Regions from separate parts of the Homo sapiens genome. Here region 1 is linked to region 2. A link is a loop called in an ENCODE intact Hi-C map of the cell type or tissue named here. Cell type or tissue: endothelial cell of umbilical vein. All regions are shown on one strand. Links, peaks and the distances in the headings refer to the core of each region. The heading gives the core; the rest is flanking DNA.

Region 1 (10,001 bases), core at 1,127-9,126, 170 kb after region 2:
GTTCTTGAAGCCATTTTGTGGACAAGTGGCAGAGTGAAGCATGGAACTCAAGATCATCTGACTGCAAAGCCCACATTCTGTCTGCTGAGATGTGCAGGGGACTGAAAGAGGGACTTTTCCGGGTGGGAGAATCTTGAGCATGTTTGCAGGCTGTGCGGCAGGGCCCACAGGAGAGAAGGATTAAAGGTAAAGAAAGGCTGGGGCCTCAGGAGGCAGCCAACTCCTTCTCCTGATGCCCCCTGAGTCCTCCTTTACCTCCAGGCCTTACAAGGCCTGTGGTTTCAATTGTGTCCAGTCTGATCCCAACTTCCGGAAGGGACCCCCCAGCAAGTCTCTGTCCCTGGCTCCATAATCATCCCTTCCCATCAACCTTTCCCTAATAAAATTCCCTTTCCTGCTTGAGGCTCTCCTCTCAGAAAGGATGGGTACAGACTCATTTATACTAAAGTATAAATGACTAATTAGACAATGTTGTGTTGTTCCTAGTAGGGTTTTGCTTTTCCCAGAAGGGATTTGAAATAGGCAGTCCTGTCACTGGACGGATGACTCCATAATTGTGTAAATTCTGGCCGGATAAGGTACTTGGGGAACTGAGAAAACTATCCACATTTAAAATACCATGAAGGCAGCAACTCTTTTGCTATACCTGATTATAACCAGTCTCCATATTAGCATAACATTTTCCAGTTTGCAAAGTCCTTTCATCTCCACCAGGTGGGTCTGAGGAAAGGAGTCTCAGGGGAGTTCACAGTCTTCTGGAAGGGGTGGGGGTGAGGCTTGAGCCACTTTCTGCCTCTTCTGCCCATGTCCTTTCCACGCTGTCTGGAGCTTGGGCAAGGAGAGCCTAAGCAGCTGCACTCTGTGCCTTCTCTTAGAGGCTCTGGCTCCCAAGCACTCGATGATTAATGCTGATGAGCCCCGTTAGCCATGTAAGAGGGAGGGAGTTCAGCCCCCCTTGCTATCCGGCCTGCAATGGCACCTTTCGTACTTGTGAGTTGGGCCCGGATTCTTTGGCCCAGATCACTGGATTCTGGGATGACAAGGGGCAGGGAAGAAGGGACAGCAGATGTGGAGGCTTGTCTGTGGGAAGCCAGGGCTAGCCTGCTGCATTTGAATGGGGGGCAGTTTTTCAGACTAGCTCCCTGGCCCCTGAGAGCCTGTCCTGAGAAGCTTCGAGCCCTGGACCTCATTTTTGGTCTGCATCCTGTGGCCTTGGGAGACCCTGCTTCTGCAGGGCCTCAGTCCCCAATCTGTGCGGTGCGTGTTTGGGAGACCAGTGCTCTCTAAGGCCCCTGAGCAGCCTGAAAACCTCCAGTGCTTGCAGCCAGGGTGAGCATGCATCTCCTCCAGGTGGGTCCGGCTGGACACCAGGAGCCTGGTCACCTGGGGGTAAGGGCTTGGGATGGGAGTGGTGTGGCAAACAGTGCAGAGAGATCTCAGGGTCTGAGAGTCAGGTGGGTCTGGGCTCAGGCGCCTGCTGGGACTCATGTGAGCTGAGTTACCCTGAGCATGCCACTTAACCTCTCTGATTCTGCATCTGTAAAAGGCAACTAACGGTGCCCTCTAATGAGGATGGCAGGTGCTTACCAGAATAGGAGGATCTGGAATGGGTCCCAGTTTGAGAGGCAGGGATGTTTTTCAAATAAAAATCATTGTTTTTTTTTTTTTTTTTTTTTTTGAGACAGAGTCTCGCTCTGTCACCCAGGCTGGAGTGCAGTGGTGCTATCTTGGCTTACTGCAACCTCCAGCTTCCAGGTTCAAGTGATTCTCTCAGCCTCCTGAGTAGCTTGGATTACAGGCGTGTGTCATAATGCCCGGCTAATTTTTCGTATTTCTAGTAGAGATGGGGTTTCACCATGTTGGCCAGGCTGGTCTTAAACTCCTGACCTCAGGTGATCTGCATGCCTTGGCCTCCCAAAGTGCTGGGGTTACAAGCGTGAACCATTGCACTCAGCCATAAAAATCTGTTTCTGTTGCTTGCCTGCTTTAAGACTCTCTTGGGGTTTCTCAGTGCCCCTAGCTCCCTGACTTGGCCCACAGGCTGCTTGTGTCCCCCCACCCCTTGCAGCCCCAGCTCCAGCCTGGGCGACAGAGTGAGACTCTGTCTCAAAAAAAAAAAAAAAAAAAAAAAAAAAAAAAACCACTGATTTTTATTTAAAAAACATCCCTACCTCTCAAACTGGGACCCATTCCAGATCCCCCAATTCTGGTAACTCTCTGCTCCGGCCCAAGCAGCCTCCTTTTGGAATTTATCTCATTTAAGAGCTTCTCCTCCTTCTCTCTCCTTGGCCAACTTTTGTCTGTCTTTCAGTACCCAAGTCAAAGAGATTTCCTCAAAGAGGTCTTTTCCCAGTTGAAATGAATCCCCCTGTTACAATTTCTCAGAGGGCCATTGTGTCGGAACAGCCATGACAGAGCTAGAGAAAGATATCTTTCTCCCTCTTTTGTAAGTGAGGTCTGGAGGTCAACAGTGCCAGACTCCCACGGCACCTCCGTTAGCCTCAGGAACCCAGGCTCCTCTCTTGTTCCATGCCTCTCAACATGTGGCATACCCCTCATAGACCCAGAAGGCTGCTCCAGCTCTGGCCATTGCGTCTCCCTTCCAATGGGAAGGAGGGAGGACGAGGAAGGAGGACACTCACCTCTCCAATCATAAGATACTTCTAAGGAAGTATAGTCTGTTTGTGTCCCTCCAAAATTTATATATTGGAGCCTAATACCCAGTGTAATAGTGTAAATAGGTGGTGTGTTTAGGGAGTGATTAAGTTATGAGGGTGGGACCCTCACAAATGGAATTAGTGCCCTTATAAAAGAGGCCTGAAGGAGCCTGTCCACCCTTTCCACCATGTGGGGACATTTAGTAGGCTCCATCCACAAGGAACAGGCCCTCACCAGACATCAAATTGGTGCCTTGATCTTGAACTTTCTAGCCTCTACAACTGTGAGCAATACATTTCTTGTGTTTGTAAATTACCCAGTCTAAGTCATTTTGTTATAGCAGCCTGGTCAGACTAAGACAGAAGTTACACATTTACTTCTGCCCAAATTCCATTGGCAGGAACTCTCTTGTGGCCACATCCAGTTGCAGAAGAGGCTGGGAAGTGTGCACCATGGCTGTACCCAGCTGAAAAGGAGGCGAGAATAGATATTGGGAGGCGAGTGTGTGTGCCGAGACCCTGCTTCTTTCCTGCAGGGTCTGTAGTCATATGTTCATGTAGCACTGGCCTGGGTATTTCATATCTCTCCCTGACAAAGTCAGGGCCTGGAGAGCAGGGAGCCCCCACCTGCTTACAGGGGTCCCCTGTACCTTGCACAGTATCTGGGATACAGTCAGTAGAAGCTCAGGAAATATTTGCTAAACGGGTAGATAAAACTAGTCCTGGACTCCTCCCTTTGCTCTCCTCTGATCAAACCTTTAGGATAGAGCCCCTTCTTTCGCATTCCCTACCTTTTATTCTCTCTGGAGAAGACCTCTGGGGCTTTCCCTCCAGGGGCTTCATGTTTCCAGCTGCTCAGTGATTGGGCCTGGATGTTCAGACCCCTCTCCCTCCCAACGGCTGTGCAGGGATTATATCACGGGGTTTGATGTGCAGATGCTGGGGGTAGGGGGAGGGCTGGTATGAATTGGAACTGACAGATTCCAGCGTGAAGATGGCCTGAGTCCCAAGAACACCAGCAGCCTAATTGGCAGTGCTGTACATCAGTGCTTCTCAAGCGCAGTTCGGCCGAGAATCACCTGGGGAACTTGTTAAAAATACAAAACTTCTGAGTCAGTAGGTTTAGGGTGATATATTTGGTTGCAAGTGACATAACGCCAACTAGCTTAGGCAAGAAGGGAATTGACTGTGAGGGCACAGGGGCTTCTCTTGGAACTGCGATGAGGCTGGGGTGCCCTGGCAGCTGGCCAAGAATCCCATTGCCTTTGGGGCTGCCCTCTTCTTTGCTCCTCCAGCTCTGGGGTGCACTGACGAGCAGCTCCCACCCCAGAGGGAGTGACCTCTCTCCCCACAGGGTTCCTGCAGGAAAAATCCCTGGGGAGGGCTCTTATTGTCCCGGCCTGGGTATGCCCCAGAAATGCTGCCAGGGGGCTAGGTTCTGTGACTGGCCATGTTGAGGCTGGGGCCAGGGTAGGGGCGCAGGGCATGTGCAGGGCCCCCTGAGGACTCTTGCTGCCTCATGCACCAGGACGGTTCTGGAGGGTGCGTTCCTGGAGCTGGGCACTGGAGCCAGCTGGTTCTCTCTCATGTAGAAACCAGGGAACCCTAGTTTTCCAAAGCCTCTAGGGACCTGGGATGCACAGCCAGACTGGGGAGTCACCCTTGCAGACCAAGAGGACAGAGCCACAGCTGAAGACCAGAGCCTGAGACAAACACCTCCAAACTGGTCTCAAGGGTTGGGTAGGAGAAGCCCCCACTGCTTGCTGCAGGCCTGGTTCTTAAAGAGCCAGGAGGGGCATGCACTAGCCAGAAGAACCTGTGGGTGGAGATGCTCCATGGCTTCCTCCTGGAGTCACCATGCAATGAGGGGGAGTCTGTGCTCTCCTCAGATTCACCGGCATAGGGGCAGCCATGGCAGGAGCCTGGGCACTAGCTGGGGACACAGCAGGTCCTGGGGGCCCTGGGGCCTGGGCCAGAGGGGCAGGACACCAGATCCCACTCCTCCCTGTCTTCTCAGTGGGTCTGCAGCACACCTATCGGAGTCCCTCGGGATGCTTCTTAAAATGCACACTCACTGGCCCTAAGGAATCAGACTCTGCAGGGCTGGGCCCCAGGAAACTGCTTTTTAATTGAGCTCCTCAGGGTGGCAGTCACAATCCCCACCACCTGCCCAGGACCATTTGTGAACCATGGTCTTTGACTACCCTCCCCGCCTTCACAGTGCCTGGTCCTGAGCCCTGAGCGCTGGCCCTCTCTCTGCGCCTCTGTGTGTCCAAGGTGCCGGGCAGCAGGGGCAGCACCAGGGGCAGGTGTGGTGGGGAAGGAGCTGCAGCAGAACTGAGGCTCTCCCACAGCCCGGCTGAGGTCCAGGATCCTCCAGGAGCCACGGTGTCTGGGGAATGGATCCCAGTGTGCAGCATCTGCCCCCCAGGGACAGACAGTTTTGGACTAAGCTGCTCCTGCACAGCCTCTTTGAGCTGCTGGGCCCCAGCAGCCCTGGAAAGGGTGCCCCCTGTCGGTGGATCAAGCCCTGAGGCGATGGTTCACTGAGAAGAGGTAAGGGTACAAACTGGCCAACACGGCCCATCTAGCCCTGGATGTTTTATTTGGCCTGCAACGTGCTTTGAAAAATGAATTGGTTACCAATATTTAAAACTCAAATTCGGCATTAAAAATTCTTATTTCCAGCTCCTTTTGAAAACTTGGCAGAGTTTGTCCCCTTGGGTCCCCAGTGCACCTGAGCCCAGGCTGGGGGGTGGGTCTGGGCTCTGCAGCCCCACCTCCATGGAGTCTTACATGGCTTCTTCCTGCTGCTGGCCCCAAGGCTTTGAGGTTCTGACCCCGGCCAGGCATCCAGCTCTCATTCTGCCAAAAAATTATGATTATTGTTCTCATTGTCATCATGGTCACTGTTTGTCCTTAGAGCTATCACTCCCTGCACTCATACACGCACTGTCAGAGCCTCACTCCTGGCTCACTACACACACACTCAGAGCCTCGCTCCTGGCTCACTGCACACATGCACTCTCAGAGCCTCACTCCTGGCTCACTACACACATACACTCTCAGAGCCTCATTCCTGGCTCGCTGCACTCATACACTCTCAGAGCCTCACTCCTGGCTCGCTGCACTCATACACTCTCAGAGCCTCGCTCCTGGCTCACTGCACACATGCACTCTCAGAGCGTTGCTCACTGCACACATGCACTCTCAGAGCCTCATTCCTGGCTCACTGCACACACACACTTTCAGAGCCTCGCTCCTGGCTCACTGCACTCATACACTCTCAGAGCCTCGCTCCTGGCTCACTGCACACACACACTCTCAGAGCCTCGCTCCTGGCTCACTGCACACATGCACTCTCAGAGCGTTGCTCACTGCACACATGCACTCTCAGAGCCTCGCTCCTGGCTCGCTGCACTCATACACTCTCAGAGCCTCGCTCCTGGCTCACTGCACACACAAACTCTCAGAGCCTCGCTCACTGCACACATGCACTCTCAGAGCCTCGCTCCTGGCTTGCTGCACTCATACACTCTCAGAGCCTCGCTCCTGGCTCACTGCACACACAAACTCTCAGAGCCTCGCTCACTGCACACATGCACTCTCAGAGCCTCGCTCCTGGCTCACTGCACACACAAACTCTCAGAGCCTCGCTCACTGCACACATGCACTCTCAGAGCCTCGCTCCTGGCTCACTGCACACACACACTCTCAGAGCCTCGCTCACTGCACACATGCACTCTCAGAGCCTCGCTCCTGGCTCACTGCACACACACACTCTCAGAGCCTCGCTCCTGGCTCACTGCACACACAAACTCTCAGAGCCTCGCTCACTGCACACATGCACTCTCAGAGCCTCGCTCCAGCAATTGCTCTGGGCAAGGCCTATTTACCCATTTTATATGTGGGAAAGCTGAGGTTCAGAGTGGCCCCGTGACTCCACGGTGGTCAGTGGCAGAACGGGTGCTGCAATCTAGGTTTGCCTGCCATGCTCCCTCTGAGGGGGACCTGAGCTTTGCCCATGCCCTCTGACCTCTGACTTCTAACCTGAGCGTTTTTACTCCTCTGGTCCCTTCTCCCAGCCTCTGGCCTAACAGCCTCCTCAGGTCAGAATCATGCCAGATGCTGAGAGCCAAGGAGTATTGGGCCTGGGTGGAGTAGGGGCTCAGGCGCAGAAGCAAGGGCCCGAGAGGAGGCCACAGGGCCGAAATGCCTGCCAGGCCCCTCCCTCCACCCTCCGTGTGGCTGCCACTGAGTATGGGGCAGCTACAGGTTCCCATGCCCTGACCCCGATCCTTAGCCCTAAGCTGGAACCACAGGACCCTCCTGATCCTCCTCCATGTGCTTTGAGGGGAGCCTGTCTTCCCTAATGTCTGCTAGGGTGGCTGGAATTCCACCATTGGCATCTTTCGCAATGTCATTCTCACTTTTAGGAAGGAGTAAGGGGTCTGGGAATGAGTGGGGTGGCCATCCAGAGGGACATCCTCACAACAACCTCATCCCAGGCTGGCTGTGGAGGAGCGTGGCAAAGGCAAGAGAGGCAAAGTGTGTGCGGGAAACAGCAGGGTGCTTCAGCGAGGGTGAGGTGTCTGGTCAGGGGAGAAGCCTACCTGGGGCAGGGAAAGGGGAGGAGGAGAGGCAGCCTGGCTTGGAGGGGCCCTCAGAGGCTGTGGTGCCCAGGCCAGGCACTGTGGCTCCCACTGCTTCCTCCTATCTCCTCTCTGCCACCCTCAGTCCGTCCCCTCCTGCCTGTGCCCCTCTTCTCCCTCCGTCCAATCCCCCTGCCCAGCCCCATCTGTCTCCTCTGCATTGCGCCATGTGTCTGTTTTTTCTGTCTCTCTGGGTTGGTCTCTTTCCTCATCAGTGTCTGTCTGTCTGTCACTCTGCACATACATCTCTTTCTTGCTCTGTCTCTGTCTCATTCTGTGCATCCACTCCAGCATCTCTGGGTCCCCACGTCGCTATCTCCCTGGGGGTCTTTGTCTCTTTGTGCCGGGTCTTTTTGCTCTTCTCTCTCTGTGTCTCTCTCTGTCCGTCTCTGCCTCTCTGTGTCTCTGTCTTCCCTGAGGGGGTGTGTGTCTGTCTGTCCGTCCACTGGGTCTCAGGCAACTGAAAATACCCCCTGCGTCCCATTTGATGTGCAGTTGTGAGATTCCCTTTGAATATTGCAGCAGCGAGTTGACGGTTGCCAAGGGAACAGGTCAGGAGAAATGGGGGGACTGAGGGGGGTACTGGGAGCCAGGCGGGGGGTGTGGGTACGCTTTTCTGTTTTCATCTTCTTTGGCATTTTCCTTTTCCAAAGCACAAAAAAGGGCGACAATTTAAAATGATTTTTCAAGAATCAACACGACAGAAATAATGGCTCCTAATTGTATTGGACTAAAAGCCAGGCAGGGAGAGTGGCAGTTCCCCCTCCTGTGCCTGGAGGGAGTTAATGGCCAGATTCTGGGAGTGGGGTGATTAGAGGGCCTGGAAGCCACTTAGCCTGGCACCCGGGGCTGGCATCGCCTGCAGCCGGCTCCCCCTGCTCAGCTCTGAGCACAATTTCAGACTCCTGCTAAGCCTGGAGCGTCATGGCCGGACGTGAGATGAGGTTTTGTGGCCACACGTGGAAGTGGGAGGTGCATTGTACCTCCTGCTGGCCTTTTAGCTGGAGGTGGGGGCCGGGGGCTGGGGACCAGGGGCTGGGGACAAGAGGTGGGCAGAAGAGGCCAGGCTCTCGCCATTCTCAGACCAGGTACACATTCCAGTTTTCCCAGGCAGCTTTGCAAAAGCATCCTTGCTCTCCTCTGCCCAGCCCCAATTTGGTCATCATGGGGATTAACAGAGACGATCCCTGCACAGCACCCAGCACGGTGCCACACTGGCCTGGCTGGCCACACACCAGCCTCTGCTGTCCAAGTTAGAGAACCCTGTGAGCTTGGACTGGACTTGAACCATCTGCTTCTGGAGTGGCCATGGTTGTTTCACCAGCATTTACTCACTTGTACACCAGAGTCATCTGTGAGTAGGATGTGGGTTTGTGCATTAATAATGATTACTTAGTAACTATGTATGAATAGGAATTATTAATGGACTTGTTTTCTTGTGTCCTTTTCTAAACTATGAGCCCTTATCCATTTAACCTGCATAGTAAATCTTTGAGATAGGGACTATTATTGTTCCCATTTTACAGATGAGGAAATTGAGGAATTCAGTAACTATAATATGGAAACGAAAGTGCAATGATTGGGGGAAATACAGGAAGTCAGGGGATCAAAGAAGCAGACCCCCCTCTGCTCCCACCACCCTGTTAATGGAAGGCAGAGCTGGAGGGTACCACCAGACAAGGTCTGAGCAGGGTCTGGTGGGGTGTGTGGGTGTCTACTGGGTGCATTGTGCGAAGGTGGGTTTGGAGGGTGGCGTGCACGGACTGTAGACAGGTGTAGAGCTGGGTGTGAGACCCACCTGGGCAGATTAGGAAGGACCTGGAGTGGGGTGAAGGCTCCTCACAGGGGGGCCAGGGGGCTCCAGAGAGGGCTGAGCACCTATATCCTCTTCCCCACTCCCAGCTACCCATGCAGAACTGTGTTGAAGAACAAGGCTGTCACCACCCTGGGGACTTCCAGCCCCACCCAGCCATTGCTTCTGCGGGATCAGACTGCAGGGAGCCAGCTCCTCCCAAAAAGAACCCCCAGGAGGGAAGGATTTCTCCCTTCAGCCACCCACCCCTCATCCCCCACCGGCAGCCGGAAGCCTATCCTCTGTCCCTGCGTCTCCAGTTGCTTTGACCCCATCTGTCCCCGTTAGTTATCCTACCTCTTTCTAAGAGATGCCCAGTGAGGGTGGGGCTGGGTGGTGGGTACAGTGCCATTGCTCTGTCCTGGAGCATGCATGTGGCTCTGTGTAGTGTCTCCTTAAGGTGGAAGCTTCTCCCCTCCTGTCAAGCCCTGGTCCCAGCAGCTCCAAGTGCCAGCTGATGCTGCCCAGGGCATCTGAGCTGTGTTTCTTACAATCTGCAGGAAATGTGGTCCTGCAGCCTCCACCATTGGGTGAGAGGGAACCAGTATTGGAGACGAGACTGGGAGAAGGACACAGGTAGGGGTTAAGCTCTCTGTGGAGGGTGCACCTGCAGAGGGAGGTGGTGGGAGGACAGTATGGGCCCCAGTGTCAGGAGGGCTGCAGTGAAGAGGTGCAGTGGGCCTCGGCTGGTGGGGAGGCCTTGGAAAGGTGGAGAGAAAGGGGCTGAGCACCTCCTGTGGCTCTCTAGCAGCCTGGACCTGTGCCCCAGTGCCTGATAATCGAATTAGGACTGACTGATGCCTTTAAAGACTTCTTTTGGCAACTGGCCTTCCCTCCCCA
Region 2 (10,001 bases), core at 1,036-9,035:
GTAGGGTTGCAGGGTCACATGGTAAATATGACAGCCCTTTCTATGGACAGCTTCCCCTCCAGAGGGTGTTCCCTTGACTCTCATGGCAATGTGGAAGGACCTGTTACACACACACACACACACACACACACACACACACGCTGTCGGCAGCACTAGAATTCTTTGCTGTTCTGATAGGTGAGAAATGGTAACTTGATGTCATTAATTTCCATTTCTGTTATCATGTGTGGAGTTGGACATTTGTCATACATTTAGGGGCCTTTTGAGTTTTCTGTAAACTGTCTATTCAAGTTTTCTGCCAATTTTCGGGGGGGTTGTCTTTTCTAGATTTCTAGAAGCTTTTAATGTATTAGGTTAGACCAGGGATTGGCAAACTGTTGCCTGTGGGATAAATTGGGCCCACTGCCTTTTAAATTTTTTTGTAAATAAAATTCTACTGGAACAGAGCTGCACTCACTGTCTGTGGTTGCCTTCTGCCACCACAGCAGAGCTGAACAGTTGCCACAGATACCCTCATGGTCTGCAAAGCTGAAAGTACTCACTACACAGCCCTTTACACAAACAGCCTGCTGACCCTGTGCTAGACTTTTGTAATGAGTTTCAAACATTTTCCCCAGTTTCTCATTTGTCTTTTGACTTTTCCTTTTTCTTTAAGTGCATTTTTAGCTTAAAGATAGTTTCTGGTCGGGCACGCTGTCTCACTCCTGTAATCCTAGCACTTTGGGAGGCCGAGGTGGGTGGATCACGAGGTCAGGAGCTCGAGACCATCTTGGTCAACATGGTGAAATCCCGTCTCTACTAAAATACAAAAAATTAGCCAGGTGTGGTTAGCTGGGCATGGTGGCATATGCCTGTAGTTCCAGCTACTTGGGAGGCTGAGGCAGGGGAATTGCTTGAACCTGGGAGGTGGAGGTTGCAGTGAGCTGAGATCGTGCCACTGCACTCCAGCCTGGGTACAGAGCAAGACTCCATCTCAAAAAAAAAAAAAAAGTTTCTTGGACATCTTTTGATAGGGCTAAAGCTTGACTTCTGGAGGGTCTTGCTTCTCAAAAACCACCCTTTTTATATGCCAGCCTCTGAGGTTCACTGTCGCTTGTGTGTCTGGTTTTTTTTTTTTTTTTTTTTTTTTTTTTAAACAGGGTCTTGCTCTGCTGCCCCGGCTGGAGCGCAGTGGTGTGATCACGGCTCACTGCAGCCTCGACCTCCTGTGCTCAAGCGATCCTCCCGATCCTCCCGCCTCAGCCTCCTCAGTAGCTGGAACTACAGGTGTGCGCCACCAAGTCAGGCTAATTTTTAAAAATTTTTTGTAGAGATGGGGTTTCCCTGTGTTACCCAGGCTGGTCTCGAACTTCTGGGCTCAAGTGATCCGCCCTTCTTGGCTTCCCAAAGTGGTGGAAATACAGGCATGAGCCACCGTGACCGGCCTGTTGCTTGAACTTCATTCCAGTGCTAAAAGGAAATGCATGAAAAGACAGACTTAAACCAAAACTATGTAGACATTGATGGAGAATTTGGCACTTGGATACTTGGATTCTTACTGCTGAGATTTCAATGGTTTGAGACGTGAAGATTGAAGCTGGGGATATGATGATGCCCGTGTTACAGATGAGGACACTGAGGCTCAGACAGTCGTGCAGCCTGCTGGCCTGCGGGGACGGGGACAGCGCTGCGGGACGGCGCCTGGCGCTGGGTCGGCCACTCCCAGCTGGTGACCTTGGCCACTCCCAGCTGGTGATCTTGGCTGTGAAGCGAGATCCAGAGAGGGGAGGGGCCCCAAGGACCCAGCCGAGTGCGGGCAGGGCGGAGCTGAGCGTGGGTCCCAAGGGAGTCCCCGACGTTCTGCGGCCCCCCCAACGCCCGGCCTCTGGAGGCCGTAGGGGCTCCCTGGCCTCTCGCCCCCAGTGCAGCCCGGGCACAGTGCAGTCGCTCCGCGCCATGCTTGACGTGGGCACCAGGGGGCGGTGCGGCACCAGGCATGGCGGCGCGCGGGGCCGGGCTCCGGAAGGGGAGGGGGGCGGAGGGGAGGGGAGGGGAGGGTAGGGAAAGGGACGGGAGGACAGCAAGGGGAGGGGAGAGGAAGGAGAAAGAGGGGAGGAGAGGGGAGGTGAGGGGAGAGTAAAAGAAAGGGGAAGGCAGCGAGAGGAGGGGAGAGGAGGGGTTGGAGTAGGAGGGGAGGGGAAGGAAGAGGAGGGGAGGGAAAGGAGGAGGAGGGGAAGAGGAGGGGGCGCCTCCGGACTGCCGCAGGCCCCTCTCAGTTGCGCCTTTCGGAGGGGCTGGGCAGCGCCTGCCCTGCTGCCCAGCCCCGGGCTGTGCGTCTGCTCTGAGCTGCGCCAACACCGCCTGGCTTACTCCCCTACCCCTCCCCCGGACCCAGTCCTTGCCCCAGCTCCGTCCCTCCTCCCTTGACCCCTCCTGAGTACCCCAGCTTATGTCCCCTCTCCAGCACCCAGTCCGTGTCTCACCTCCAGACCCCAGCTCGCACCCCCAGCCTCAGACCGCACCCATTGACCACAGCCTGTGCCCCTCCCTCCCCAGTCGCACCACCTTCCCAACCCCAATCCTTCCCTCCTGAGTTCCCCTCCGAGCTTCATTTTCTTGCCTGGAGCTGTTTGGAGCCAGACTCTCAGGGTTTGAGCTGAGCCTGCCGCTGGCCTTGGTGTGGAATGGAAAGCCCACCACCGAGCTGGCTTCAAACCCTCCAGGGCTCCTGTCACCTTAAAATAGAATCCCCATGAATGCCCTGCCGCCCAGCTGACACCGCGGCTCCCCTCTCCCCTCCTCTCCTCTTGCAGCGGGCACAACAGCCTTCCTGCTATCCACAAGGCCTCAGGGTTGTGCCTGCCTCCTGCCCCAGCACGTGTGGCTCCCTTGCCTGGAAAGCCCTTCCCTGGCAATGCCCCTCAACCTCTCCTGATGGCCCAAAATTCTCTCTCCCCCCGATGGACCAAGTAGTCCCAATTCCTCCCTGGATGTTTCTGTTCCACTCCCCTATTTATTCCTTCCTTTTTCCCCCTAGAACTTCAGGGCAGCACCCTCCCAGTCTCTGTCTCCACGGGACCTCCCTCCAGCACTGACAGGGCTGCCTGGCACATGGCAGGGACTCAGTGACATGGGAGTGGAGGGTGACCTCAGTCTGGGACTATACCACTCGGCCAAGTGGACTCTGGATGAGGAGGCCTAGAGCCTGGCCTTCTCTGGGACGCTGGCCTGTTGGTCGTGACCTTGGCCTAAGCCCTTGGGGAGGGGACACGGGTCAGCTCACAACTCCCTGCTCTTGCTCACATTTGCTGAGCACTTGCTCTGTGCTAAGGGCTTTTCTTGAATCATCTCCTGGAATCTCATAATAATCCCAATAATGCGTCTCCTTTTTTGGATGAAGAAGCCAAGCTTCAGAGAGATTAAGCTACCTGCCCAAGGTTACATAGCTAAAAGTGGAGGCTGAGTTTGAACCCAGAGAGACAAGCTGCTCCTCTCCTGAGACAATGGGTACGTGAGCCGAGAAGCCCCCATGAACTTCACAGTGATTCTGTCAGTGAACAGTTGGGGAAACTGAGGCCTGCTGCCCAAGTGTCACAGCTAAATGGAGGCAGAGCTGGGGCTCCGAGCCCCAAGGTGAAGGGAAGAATGTGCTTCTTCACAGCATGTCTCCAGAAGCCCCAGGAGTGACTAGCTGGCCGGCCCCGAACCCCACTGGCCTCAGTTTCCCCTTGGAGGATAGCCCCATCCATGGTCTCTGGCTCTTAGGGTCTCTGAATTCATTCACATCTTGAAAGTTGCAGTTGGGAGTCTCAGGTCTGGTGGCAGGAAACTGAGGAGACAGTCGTGGAATCGGGGTGGGGAGTGGTGCGGGAGGATTGTTTGTTCCCTCAGAGACTCTCTAGTGTATGTGTCCCTTGTCAGCTAAGCAAGACGGGCTCACCACAGCAGGTGGGCTCAAGCCCACCTCAAGCAGAGGTGGCCCAGGTGGCAAACTCAGGTGCTGGGGGAGCAGGGCAGGACACCAGAGGGGCATGGGATTCGGAGAGTGGGGGCTGTGACCTCTGGTTTGAAGGGGCATCTGCAGACAACCCCGTGCAGAGCCAGGGCTCACACTGCCATAGCCAGTGCCACAGACTGTTGAAGAGATGCCGAAAGCCAAAACATCTTCGACGTGAAGGCTCCCAATGTTGTAGAGTTGGCAACGGATTCAAATTTTCAAAGCTATACAGGTAAAACAAACTAGTTCTAAGGGCTGAATTCAGCTGGAATGGCTGTTTCTGCTCAAATCCAGCTCTGCTTCTTGTTCGGAACCTCAGTTTCCTGATCCATTAAATAAGCCTAACAGTTCCTCCTGGTGGAGGATCATGTGGGCCAATAAGTAATAATAAAGCGGCTGTGCACAGACGAGTGGTATCATTAGTCCCCACCACAGCAGAGGGAGCGGCTCCAGCAGGCTTGAAGCAGCCTCCTCCGAGCGCACATGGTGTAAAATATAGATTATTCCTGCCACAGACACAGGCCCTGCCTGAGAGGCACCCGCTGAAATCCTGACCTCCCCCTTCTCCGGTGCTGGTCCTTAAACAGCCCCCATTCCTACTGGTCTCTTGGCCTTTGCACTTGCAGTCCCCTCCTCTGGGAGCACCTCCCCAGACTGTGGTGTGGCTGGCTCCATTTTTCCATTCAGGCCTCAGCTTAAATGTTACCTCCTCGGAGAAGCACTTGCTCGGTCGCTCCACCCTGCTTAACTCTGCCTCCTGCATGATGCTTTGGATCTCTGCCTTCCTCATGATGCTTCGGATCCCTGCCTGCCTAGGACCGTGGGTCTCCCCGCCCAAGTGTGTGCGCCATCTGTGCAGCCCTTCCTCTTCCTGCTCACCCAGACCCCAGCTCAGGGCCCTGATTCACATGATGGGTTCTCAAGGAATGAATGAATGGATGGATGGATGGGCTGGCTGGGATTGGGGCTGTTCTCCTTTCCAGGGGATCCAATTAGAGGAAAGTCCCTGAGTGCAGCAGCTGCCCAGCCCTCCCCAGCAGGCAGACAAAGTCCATCTGGAGGCTTTGTTTAAAAATGCTGAAATCAGGCCGCTCAGCTGTACTACCACGGTAGACACAGCCCTCCTGAGGGGTGCAGGCCTGTCTTGCCCAGTTTTGCTGGGCTCTGCAAAAAGAAGTGTGGATTTAGGACTGGTAGATCTTCTGGCTGAGAGACCCTGGGGCCCTGCTCTTCCATGGAGGCTGTGAGGGTTGGAAATTGCCCAAGGTCACAGTGAGGTTGGGACCAGGGCTGAGGGAACAGTGGGGCAGGGACAGGCTCAGCACACAGTGGCAGTGTGAGGGTCTGGGTGGGAGGGGGCACAGGGCCTTCTGTCCTCTTTGTGGTGAGGTGACAGATGGCTGATTGAGCCCTCCTCCTGCCTTAGCTGGGGCCACAGCCCTCCCAGGGCTGTCTCTCCAGGCCACCTTGCACATGGCCACCAGAGGGCGATGTCTTAAACAAAATTGCTCCCGCTTACAATCCTGCAGTGGCTGCCCGGCCTCAGGACAGTTGAGCCTCCAGCCAGGTGCGTGAGGCCGCTCGGTGCCCCAGACCTTGCCCCGCTGCACAAGGGCCAGCATGCCGCTGCCTCCGACCTTCGCCCTGTGCCTCATCTTTGCCCAGCATCCCTCCAGGACTGGGTTCACAGGTGGCCATGGTCCACAACCCTTCCCTGGCCTGCCCCCACCCCAGGCAGGTCAGAAGCTCTGGAGCCCTGCTGTCCCTGTGCTCTGGGCAGGGGTTCAGGCTGGAGGAGGAGGGACAGAAGGATGGGAGACTCTTGGAAGAGCGGCTTCCTCCTTGGTTGTGTGGCTGAGGCTGCGTATTTGATGTTTAAGAGGAGTGTTACCACAAAGCTACTCTCATCAATGCTGCCACACTCCCTGCCCACCTAGTCAAAAAGACAAAGTGAATGTAGGATGAATGAACAAATGAGTGAATGAGCACATTCTGCCCCGTCTCTTCTCTTTCCCTCACGCCTCACATCCGGCCTGTGAGGAAACCCTGCCACCTCCACCTCCAAAATACACCCAGAATCTGACCTCCCGCTCCGGCTCTGTTCCCACCGTGGTGTGGGCCACCCGCCCCACCACTCCTGAGCTGTTGCCGCAGCCTCCTTGCTGGCCTTGCTGCTTCTGCTCCTGCCCCATAGCAGCCAGAGGGACCCCCCTCCTAAACCCAAAGTCAGGTCCCGTCCCTCCCTCCTCTGTTCCACGCACTCCATGACCTGCTCAGAGGAAACAGTCCAACAATGGCCTAGAGGCCTGCACGGAGTGCCGGGGACCTCTCTGCCTCATGGTCCCCTCTCCTGGTGCACAGTCCGCTTCCACCACACCCAGCTCCTTACCAGCCCCGGAACATGCCAGTGACAGCCCTGGCCCTGGGTCTCTGCACATGCTGTTCCAGATGCTCTTCTCCCATCTTGCCCGCCCCTTCACTTCCTTTGGGTCTCTTGCCCAAGTCTCCAGGAGGCTTTCCCTGACTGCCCTGTGATAAAAGAAAAACTTTAGTTGAATTAAATTTAAAGAAGTTTAATTGAGCAATGAACGATTCAGGAATCGGGCAGCCCGCAGAATCACAGAAGAGTCACAGAGACTCCAGCGCAGATACATGGCGGAAGAAGATTTATAGACGAAAATAGGAAAATGACGTAAAGAAATCGGCATTCAGGTACAGAAACAGCTGGATTGGTTATAGGTTGGCGTTTGCCTTATTTGAACACAGTTTTTCCAATTTTGTCTACCTATTAAGTTAGGTTACAGTTCATCCACAAGGACTAACATATAGAAGTATGAAGTCCTTCTCAGGCCATTTTTAGTTTGCTTTAACACCTGTCATGCTCTACCTGTGGCTTTTCTCCTGGCTCTGTATTGTCGCCAGGCATGCTGTATTTCCTTCTGTCCGTGGCCAGCCTCCTCTGTTAGGTGGGAGCTCCGCCCTTTTCCCTGTTTCCAGGACAGTGCTCCACACGTGACAGATGCTCAGTGTTTGCTGGCTGGATGTGTCCGTGCCAGGTGGGGCAGAGGGGCCTGTGGGGCTGCCTCCTCCTGCCTGCATGTGTGGGGCAGGAGTGCTGGAGTCAGGCTGGGCCCCACTCCTGTGTCTCCTCTGGGTGTGTTTGGTGGTGGCCAAGCCCTGTGTTTGTTTAGGCAGCAGGCTTGCTCTGAGTTGGAAGGAGAGGTTGCGTGGTGCAGAGTGCCCGCGTTACTGGCCACCCTTGGTGACAGCCAGTGCCGCCGCCGTCCCTGAGTGTATGGAGTGGGCCTGTCACAATATTTGTTTAACAGGCGGCGGCACATTAAGCCAGGCAGCAAACACAGCACTGCCAAGGGGAAGCCTCCTGTGCCGCTGGGATCCTTTGCCATGCTAGTGACATGCTGCCCTTCTCCTGTGTCTGGCCTGACCGCCCGGGGCCCAGCCTGGCCAGGTTGCATGTGTCCCTCATGGTTCTGCCTCCTGGTTTCCTTCCAGCCCAGGGCCACCCATGCTCATCCCTGCCTTCCATCTTCTTGGGCCCTTTTGAACTTTTGGGCCCTGGCCCCCAAAGCCTGAAGTCAGCCCAGCTCTCCCAGAATCCCAGCTCCTGAATGCTGCAACAAGGACACCCTACCACGCAGAGCCCTCAGTCTCGGGGCCACCTGGTAGCCCCAGGCTTTCCGCCTCTCAGAGCAGGATGAGGGTGGGTAGGACCTGCTCTGGTCAGGGCTGTGGAAGGGCCAGGTGCTGGGACACAGGAATCCAGCTGTCTATTTGAACTTCTCTTGCTTGTCTGTCTGGCCCATCTATGTCTGAACATCTGTCTGACCACCTGGCTCCTCCCGTCTGTCTGCCTGTCCCCTCTGTCTATGTGCCTGCCTGTCTGTCTGCTTGGGTGTCCCCATGTACCAGACCCTGGGCTGGACCTGTACACAGACTTGCCCATGGAATACATCCAGCATCCCCATTTCACAGATGTGGTACATGAGGCCCAGCGTATCACAAGGTGCTGGGATCCACTGCTTACCCAATGCAGTCTTGGGGCCCCAACCTGCAGACCCCATCACACTGATGGCCGCTCTCTTCCCTTTCTCTGCACCTCACTGTGCTCCTGCCACCCCTCGCCCCATTGCCTTGCCCCCACCTGGAACCTTGTCCCTTCTCTGGGCTGCCCCCCTTAGTCGTGCCCCCAACCTGCAGAAGCTGCCTCACCCAGCCACTCCAGCCTGGTGTGACTCCCCCACCTCACACTCCCACAGCTCAGTGAGTCTGAAACACACAATTTAGCGCTTAATTATACACTCTGCTCACTAATTATTTTGTGCCTTATCTCCTCAACTCGCATGAGCTCCTCCAGGCAGAGCCAGCTCTTGCTCTGGCTCTGGGCTTGGCACAAACCTCCTTGTAGGCTACCTGGGCAGGGGGTGGCCACGCCCTTAGCCTGCAGCAGGGCTGAGAGCACCTAGTGGCCACAGGTATGGAAGGAAGGCAGCCTTTCCACTGGTGTTACTCGTATTTCTCTAGTTGTGGGGGCTCAGGGATAAGGCAGGATTCAACAATGCCCCATTCCCTTGCCCTCCTGGAGCACATGACTTCCCCCTTCAACAAATGAGTTCATCCTTACCAGTGCTAGGATGGAAACATCTGGAGGCTGGAACAGGGCCTGCCCACATCTGTACTTCCATCTTGACTGTGCTCATTTTCTCAAAGGCCACAGCCAAGCCAGCAGCTGGGCCTTTAGATGCTGCCTGCAAAATACCCCTGTTTTTTGTTTTTTGAGGTGGGGTCTCACTCTGTCGCCCAGGCTGGAATGCAGTGGTGTGAGCACGACTCTGCAGCCTCCAACTCCTGGGCCTAAGTGATCCTCCCACCTCAGCCTCCCAAGTAGCTGGGACCACAGGTGCACACCACTATTCTGGCTAATTTTTTTTTAATGTTTTGTAGAGACAGGGTCTCCCCATGTTGCCCAGACTGGTCTCAAACTCCTGGGCTCAAGCAATCCTCCTGCCTTGGCCTCCCAAAGTGCTGGGATCACAGGCATGAGCCACTGCATCTGGTCAATATGCCTATTTTGAATTATGCATGCCACCAGCTGCCCTACAGTGGCGTCACCTCTCACCCGGACCACAGCAGCAGCCTCCACATGGCCTCCTTGCCTTCCCCAGGCCACCAGACATCAAGTCTCTACCCAGGGAACAGAGGAAGCATCACCCCCACCCAAACCCTGTCCACACAGAACAAGCGTGCATCTATGCCACCTTATGAGGCCCCACATGCAGGGAGGGCCCCACTGTACTCCGACCCTCTCACACTGACAGCGGCTCTGGCCTCCCTGCTGTCCTGGAACATACCAAGCTCCCAGCTACCCTGGAGTTCTTTCCTGGAGAGAGAGAGAGATTGAGAGAGAGATTGAGAGAGAAGAGAGAGAGATTTATCTTACGGAATTGGCTCACACGACTGTGGAGGCTGAGAAACCCAGTCCGTCAGGTGGGCCCGGGGAAGAGTTGCCGTCATAGCTCAAGTCCGAAGGCCGTCTGCTGAAAGAATTCTCTCTTTGGCAGAGGTCAGTCTTGGTTCTATTGAGGCCTTTGACTGATCGGATGAGGCCACCTACATGATGGAGGGTAATCTGCTTTATTCAAGGTCCATTGGCTTAAATATTTTTTCTATCTAAAAAAATACATTTGTGGAAATGTCTAGACCAGAGTTTGACCAGAAACTGGGCAGTGTGGCCAGGCCAAGTTGATGTACAAGATGAGGCATCACAGAAGCCTTCCTAATTGGACAGCATCTGTGGGGGTGCTCGGACCCCCCCCCCGCTCCACCGCCCCATCCGCCGGGAGTCAGCACACCCAGCTGCAGAGAGCTGCCTCAACTGAGGTCGCTCCCCTCCCTATGAGCAACCGGTGCAGCTCCCCGGGGCCCTCTGAAGGGCCATCGATCTTCAGAATCTCTGCCTGCGTTGCTGGGGCTTCTGTTGTAGCTCATCACAGCTCCCCGCCAGCCC

What was found. Hi-C counts contacts between places; a loop is a spot of excess contacts. Peaks named below come from ENCODE experiments on the same cell type or tissue, not always from the same donor. Only the 100,000 strongest peaks of a DNase experiment are listed, where the experiment ranks them.
Region 1: it touches region 2 in a loop (2.9-fold over the local background); 4 of 110 quality-filtered maps call a loop at or near these places.

What each region holds. Positions count from the first base shown.
Region 1 is chr3:127,369,353-127,379,353 of GRCh38, reverse strand. All of the region lies in intron 1 of LINC02016 (long intergenic non-protein coding RNA 2016), which reads left to right. Among named protein-coding and RNA genes, the nearest start is that of LINC02016, 16 kb to the left of the region's middle. In endothelial cell of umbilical vein, for the core only: CTCF peaks have their summits at 4,968 and 5,170 (motif pointing left); no DNase peak of the experiment used is centred there.
Region 2 is chr3:127,539,888-127,549,888 of GRCh38, reverse strand. It overlaps LINC02034 (long intergenic non-protein coding RNA 2034), which reads right to left. Exons shown (of 7, transcript XR_007096067.1): 5 at 9,448-9,604; 6 at 6,366-6,505. Among named protein-coding and RNA genes, the nearest start is that of LINC01471, 7.1 kb to the right of the region's middle. RefSeq lists a silencer at 1,646-1,965. In endothelial cell of umbilical vein, for the core only: CTCF peaks have their summits at 1,683, 1,886 (motif pointing left) and 5,452 (motif pointing right); DNase peaks (open chromatin) are centred at 1,728 and 5,488; H3K4me3 peaks cover 928 bases.